Linked DNA regions of Mus musculus: region 2 is linked to region 1. Evidence: chromatin contacts called from ENCODE POLR2A ChIA-PET data. All regions are on one chromosome and are shown on one strand. The core of a region is the stretch at or near the end of the contact, and the rest is flanking DNA. Distances in the headings are between cores, read along the strand shown.

Region 1 (3,154 bases), core at 436-2,935:
AATGTCAATTTTTCAGAGAGGAGAAAATAGAGCATTCTGTCCATGTTTTTGTTTCCAAGAACAAGTATAAACTTAAGCTCTGTAGAACTGAAATTCTTTCAAGTCCTTTCGATCATTTTGATCATGCCCAAAACAACCAAACTGGACAACATGCTTTTCAGTTCAGTTGAAGAGCATTTGCCTTTGACAGTAGGCGTGCACAACAGCATATCCGCTTTATAAACAGGTATATTATCTGCTTCCCTCCGTTCCAGCATAGTCAAAATAACTGAGAATCATACAGTTTCAACAAACCTTGTTCCTTACCATTGTCATGAACCCCCATCAGAGCCATCTTCTGTTTGTTAATGGGAAGAGGCATGTGGGATTTATACAGGCTCACCTGTTGGAGATGTTTGTGTAAACTTTCACAAATAAAAGCTAGCAGAAACCATTTGAGGTGTATTTGTCTGTTAATCTTTAGTGCCCCTTTGTCTGGGTGAGCAAGGATTCCTCTATAATTGTTGTTTTTTAAAGCACAGGGAGTGAAAACAGATAAATTAAAGAAAAAAAAAGTCACTGATTTACTGCAGGGCACTTAAGCAAAAGGATGTTTTAATCATTATGCTAATGAAAGAAATCTTGAGCAGATTTCCTCAGAAGGCTAGAGCTTTGAGAGCCAGTAAGATGGCTCTGTGGATAAAGGTTTTGCCATGCAAATCAGGCAACTTGAATTCAATCGGCACACACACACACACACACACACACACACACACACACACACACACACAAAACAGAGCCCTAATCACCTACTCCTTTGCTTTAGTTTCCCACTGTCCACAGGAAACACCAAACTGTACAACATACAAAGTGTACTTCCTGCTTCTGCCCAACAAGTGTAATGGCGCCAGTCCCATAACCTTAGTTTCATCACGCCCTGCCCTTTCCTAATTCTGGGGCCAGACTGCAGGGTTTGCCTCTCAAGTTCCTCCTAACTAGCTGTATCACCTAAAACAATCCCCACCCCACCCCCAACAGACACATAAACATTGTTTTCATGGCGCTCTGAGGATCTGGGGCCATAATATCATTAAAAAAAAAAAAAAAAAGAAAAGAAAAGAAAAACAAAACCCTTTAGCATTGTCCCAACTTAGGCAACCCTGTGGTGGTCATAGTCCTGCAACTTTATAGACTTAATGAAGAAGGAAAAGGAGGAAAAGGAGGAAAAGGAGGAGGAGGAAGAGGAGGAGGAGGAGGAAGAGGAGGAGGAGGAGGAGAGGAGGAGGAGGAGGAAGGAAGAAGGAATTGTTAAAGTTGTCAGAAGTCTAATGTTTTAGCTTGCTCCATTATCTTTGCTACACTATCGCTACAAAAAAAAAAAAAAAAAAAAAAAAAAAAAGGAGCCCTGCCCAACAAGCCAAGTGACAGCTAACACAGTCACAGCTCCTGGGACAAACGTGTCGCCAGGATTAGCCTGGACCACCTCCAAAATGTGACGCAGTCTGGAAAGCTGGTAGGGGGTTGTAGGGAAGCGGTCTGCAAACCCGCCGTGTGGTCACTCTTCCGCTTCCACGACACTCGCGGGTGTGAAGGCCAGCGACGCCCAAGGTGTGCGGGACGCATCTGCAACAAGTGGGCACGCGAAAGGCGGAGGGAAAACCTCGGCGAGCCGGAAACACTAAGAACCGCTTCCGGGTCAGGGGGCAGGAGCCACCATGGAAGCTCCCTGGGCCGCGGGGCCACCTAAGCCGCTGCCTGGCGTCTGAGGCCATTGAGGCGCTAAGCGGCCGGCCCTGCCCGCCGTGGATACGCGGGCGGCTCCCGGCGAGCTGCGGCCTCCGCCGCCATGTCGGTGCTGGGCGAGTACGAGCGACACTGCGATTCCATCAACTCGGACTTCGGAAGCGAGTCCGGGGGTGGCGGGGACTCGGGCCCGGGCCCCAGCGCTGTCCCAGGGCCGCGAGCCGGCGGCGGGGCGGCGGAGCAGGAGGAGCTGCACTACATCCCCATCCGCGTTCTGGGCCGCGGTGCCTTTGGGGAGGCCACGCTGTACCGCCGCACCGAGGTAGCGGCCCTCGGCTCCGGCCGCTGCCGGGCCTCCCCGCGCCCTCCTTCCCGGCCCCGCTTTCCAGTGCTGCTTGCCCCTGGCCCTCTATGGTCAGGCGTCCCTTGGGGTTTAGGTCTCGGGAACCCCACCGTGCTTTCGCTTCCCCTGCTGTAGGACATTGGTTTAATCACCGCTGTCACTGAGCGAGTCATTGAGCGGTCTTTTGCATTTTAGTTTTCCCATTTGTTAATTGGACTTAGCGATAACAACCTCGCCCCCCCCCCCAAAAAAAAAACCTTTACTTTTTTAAAGGTTATTTTGAGGTCCAAACGAAGGTGCTTTGCACATTGGGAACAATATAAAAAGCTTACTTGCTCTTTGGGAACAGTCTGTAAAAGCTTACTTCCTTTCGTATAGCTGTTGAAGGGCGGGATGGGGAGTTGGTGTGTACTTCCAAATAGCCACACTGGCAGCTACAACACACTGCTAGCCCTGTAGGCTTTGTTTTCTTGTTTTTGTTTTTGTTTTTTTCATAAATGATCACTCGGAGGATTTCCTTGATCACCAGAAAGATCATTGTTTGTTTGTTTGTTTTCTTGCTTTTCCTTCAGTGATTGTATAAGACAAATACTTTATTGGTGGAGTTGAGTCTGGAGAAACAAGGACCCCTTTCTTTGAGAACCCAAGGAAGCTAAGTCATTTTTCCCACCTTCTTGCATAAGGTCACAATGGAGAGACCCATGAGTTACTGAATCCAAAATTAAGAATGTGTACTGATTTAAAACCCTGTAGTGAGTCTACCTCCAAAAGTTAACCATAACTTGAGTCTAATCACCACAGCCTTAAAACTCTAGCTTTAGGGTAAACATTTAATGAGAACTTGCTGAGGTTGCAAAAGGTGATTCATGCACTTGCAATTCTAGTGTCTGCTCCCAGCCAGAACTTTTTGTGCTGGGGATAAAACGGGCTTTGCCAGTGCTCAGAAGGCATTCCACTACTGAGCCATACCTCCAGCGTCCAGCATATATCTATGAAAGATGGAAGAAAAGTAGTTGCAAGAAAATATCTTTGTGTTCTTTTCTATTCCAGTAACCAACCCATTAGTGGACATTATCATCTGTAGTCGCC
Region 2 (3,154 bases), core at 281-2,780, 51 kb after region 1:
CCCAGCTCCTTAAACCAAAGCTGTTGTCTGAAAACTCACTTGAGTCAGGGAGTCTTGGGTAGCCATTCTGGTCCCCGTCTGCGCCCGCATCACTTGTACTATGTGACTTCCGGTGGACCATGGGTTTCAGTGGGTAAGCCCGATCCACTCCCACTCGTTTCCTCCTAAAGGGAATGAAGTCCTGGTCATTTGCTTTGGGATACCGGGGTGTCGGACTAGACAAGTAAAACAGACCCTTTCCTTGGCCCTGGGCATTGTTCCCTGAGCCTTGCTGCCTGATTCCTGCACTGTGGGGACAGGAGTGCCTCCGGGCTTTTGTGCAGACGTTCCTTTTGGGGCGGGTGGAGACCTCGTCCTCCTGCTCCATTTCTGTGTTGCTCCAAAGCTTCGACTGGAAACTATTCCTCAAATGTCCCATCGAGGGCCGCTGGGAAGAGTCACTTTGTTCGTAAGGGTCGTGCTTAGCTGAGTGGAGTCCAGGAGCTTCTGTTTTATTATGTGGGAACATAACGCCCACAGGCAGATGTGGAGCCAACTGGAGACCAGCCATTCAGTGCCTGGACCGAAGCCTAGGGGAGATTTAAAGCAGATACATGTGAAGAATTTGTCTGAGGTTCACTCCCGGCTGCTAGAGTAAACTGTTTGTCCATTTGCCCTACCCACATTCCCTTTAAACGTTTCTCGGGACTGTGGTGTTGGCTCTGCCAGGACATTCTTTCAATAAGCATTTAGGGAGTGATGGTTATGTGCCAGGCCAGACATTGCTAAGCCCCGAGGACCAAAGAATGGACGTGACACAGGTGTTCTGCCACTGACTTTCCTCCAGGCCTGTAGATGACCTGCTCTACACCATTTATGGAATGGGTGGGAAAAGCTTTAGATAGAAGGTCGTCCGTGACACAAAACAGGCAACCTGCTCTTACCAGCCCCGGGTTCTTGTAAATTGCAGAGGCCGCTCTGAGTCCAGTCCCACGGTTTTACGGGGTGAGAACAGTGGCCTGGCGACAGGGCCTGGCCCAAAGCACTCCCTGGACTTTCCCCTTGCTACAAACTACAAAGAGCACGAGCCACCCGGGCCTGAAGCAGGTGCCCGGCTGTCAAGCCCTCATGCAAAGATGCTCTATGGCTCAAACCGCACCAGGCTTGTAAAGAGAGTGTGTTGGGAGAGGGGGTGACAGACACCTGAGCGCCCCAGCCCGCTTTGGATCCGGAACTCCAGAGTCATGTTCTGTCCCAGAGGGTCAAACGGGAGTCCTTACTGGGACCCGGCCTCTAGGGATAAACTCTCACTCTCCAACCCCTCGGGAGGTCTCAGTATCTCCCCTTTCGGCGTACCTGAGGCGCTCGGGGGCCGCTCCAGCTCAGGGAAAATCCCCAAGACCTAGTTTTCCACACCTGACTAAACCCAACCGCCGTCCACGCAGGCGCTCTCTGTCCACCTCTGTTATCCCGTTGCCTGGAGACCAGAGCACCGCCTCTGGTTGAGAACTTTTAGCTCCAGATGTGCGCAGGCGCAGTCCACAAGCAATCCGAAAGCCGCCGGGGCAGATTGGGTTGGAGGGACGGAGGGAGGTGGTGGAGGGAGTGCGGGGAGGTGGGGAGGGAGGTGGGGAGGGAGGTGGGGAGGGGAGGAGGGAAGGGAGGTGGAGTACGGGTGCAGTCGGGTCACTTGTCGAGGTGCAGCCAACTCCGCAGCTCAGATCAGCGTTTCCCTTGGGGAGGGGTTGGAGAGGTTTTTCTGGGGCTACATCAAAGAAGAACTTGGATTTCTCCGAGAATGAAGCTCCCAGACCTTAGGGTGTGCCCTTGTCTGGAGAAGGGTGGAGCCCCTAGATGGGCTGCGGAATCATCCCGCCCCAGGATTCGGGAGTCTGTCCAGCTAGCGGGAGTGGGACTGCTGATCACCCTTCTGAGTGCGCTCGGCTACTGCGCTCAGGCCCCAGGTAGGGCTATGTAAGAGCTCCAGGCTACATGCTCCGGGCTGTCTTCCCTCGCAATGCTTTGGCGCTTGCTATTATATTAGCTTTACTATTATTTCACTACGTGTTATAGTCCCAGGGTAGTTTCTATGGCCAATCTAATCATTTTGCTATTATAACGTTTCACTCTCACGTGACCGTTACTACTTAGGGCCCAGGAATGACTCAGCCAAAAGTAACAATAATAAAGTTAACAACCAGATCAACAGTAATGAACATAACTTGATTTCAACATTAAATGGTCCTCTGTAACTTTTTGACAACAGAAGAGAGTTTATTTGTCTTCTTCGTGCTTCAGTTCATTTGGATAAGCTGTTTTGGAACAGATAGCTCCGTTTTTCTTGTAACTACACAGAAGATTCGAGCACGTGGGAAATAAAGTAGACAGCAGTCTCGTTAATACAACAGATCAGATGTCAGCTTTTATGCGCTACAAAAAAAAATTCCTTGGTGGACTCTCTAGGGCAGATTGTCAGTCATTCTTTTCATTCCCAGTTGGCTCTTCGGCCTTCTCCACATTGCAGAGGTTTCCCACGGACTAGGACCCTGCCTCAGTCAGCTTCTATGGGTTTTCCCATACATCTTTTCTAACTCGTTTCCATACTCTCCCCCTGAATCTCTAGTGTTCAAGTATACATAACTTCCTTGTGCAAGAAAAGTTCCCCTTCCCATCCCTGGGTCTGTCTCTCTCTGTGTTAGGATCCCACTGGAGTCTCTTCTGTTTTGTTTTGTTTGCTGTTTGTTTTGAGACAGGCTCCCTATTTAGTCTATGGTTAGCACTAGTTAGTCCTCCTGCCTACTTAATCCTCTTGTCTCAGATTCTCCCAGGCTGGGTATAGGCATATAGGCCTTTCCTCCCTCCCCCCCCCCCCCGCCCCCACGCACACGCACACAAGAAAGAGAGAGGAAGAGAGAGAGAGAGAGAGAGGAAGAGAGAAACTCCGAGGTCTATGTGAATATATGCCTTGTGTGTGCAGTGCCTGGGAAGGCCAGAAGATGGCAATGGAACCCCTAGACCTGAAGTCATGACAATTGAGAGCTACCTAACAGGACACCTCAAGTTCTTTTTCTTTCTCTCCTTCTCCGTCTCCTCTCCCTCCTCCCCCTCTCCCTCCCCCTCCTTTATTTTGCTTTGGTTGGCTTCTTTGTTTGTGTTTGTTTTGTGGTTGGTCTGG

What was found. ChIA-PET counts read pairs that join two places held with the same protein, here RNA polymerase II (POLR2A).
Region 2: POLR2A ChIA-PET joins it to region 1 with 12 read pairs in Patski. The contact joins the promoter of Zc2hc1c here to the promoter of Nek9 in region 1. POLR2A ChIA-PET finds 5 or more read pairs at or near these places in 3 of 5 experiments (Patski and embryonic stem cell).

The regions. Positions count from the first base shown.
Region 1 is chr12:85,337,893-85,341,046 of GRCm38, reverse strand. It overlaps Nek9 (NIMA (never in mitosis gene a)-related expressed kinase 9), which reads left to right and starts at 1,685. Exons shown (of 22, transcript NM_145138.2): 1 at 1,685-2,044. The coding sequence starts at 1,826. Tmed10 (transmembrane p24 trafficking protein 10) reads left to right here. Exons shown (of 5, transcript NM_026775.4): 5 at 1-433.
Region 2 is chr12:85,286,967-85,290,120 of GRCm38, reverse strand. It overlaps Zc2hc1c (zinc finger, C2HC-type containing 1C), which reads right to left and starts at 1,530. Exons shown (of 3, transcript NM_172414.4): 1 at 1,336-1,530; 2 at 1-569. The coding sequence starts at 550. It also overlaps a transcript of Acyp1 not described here.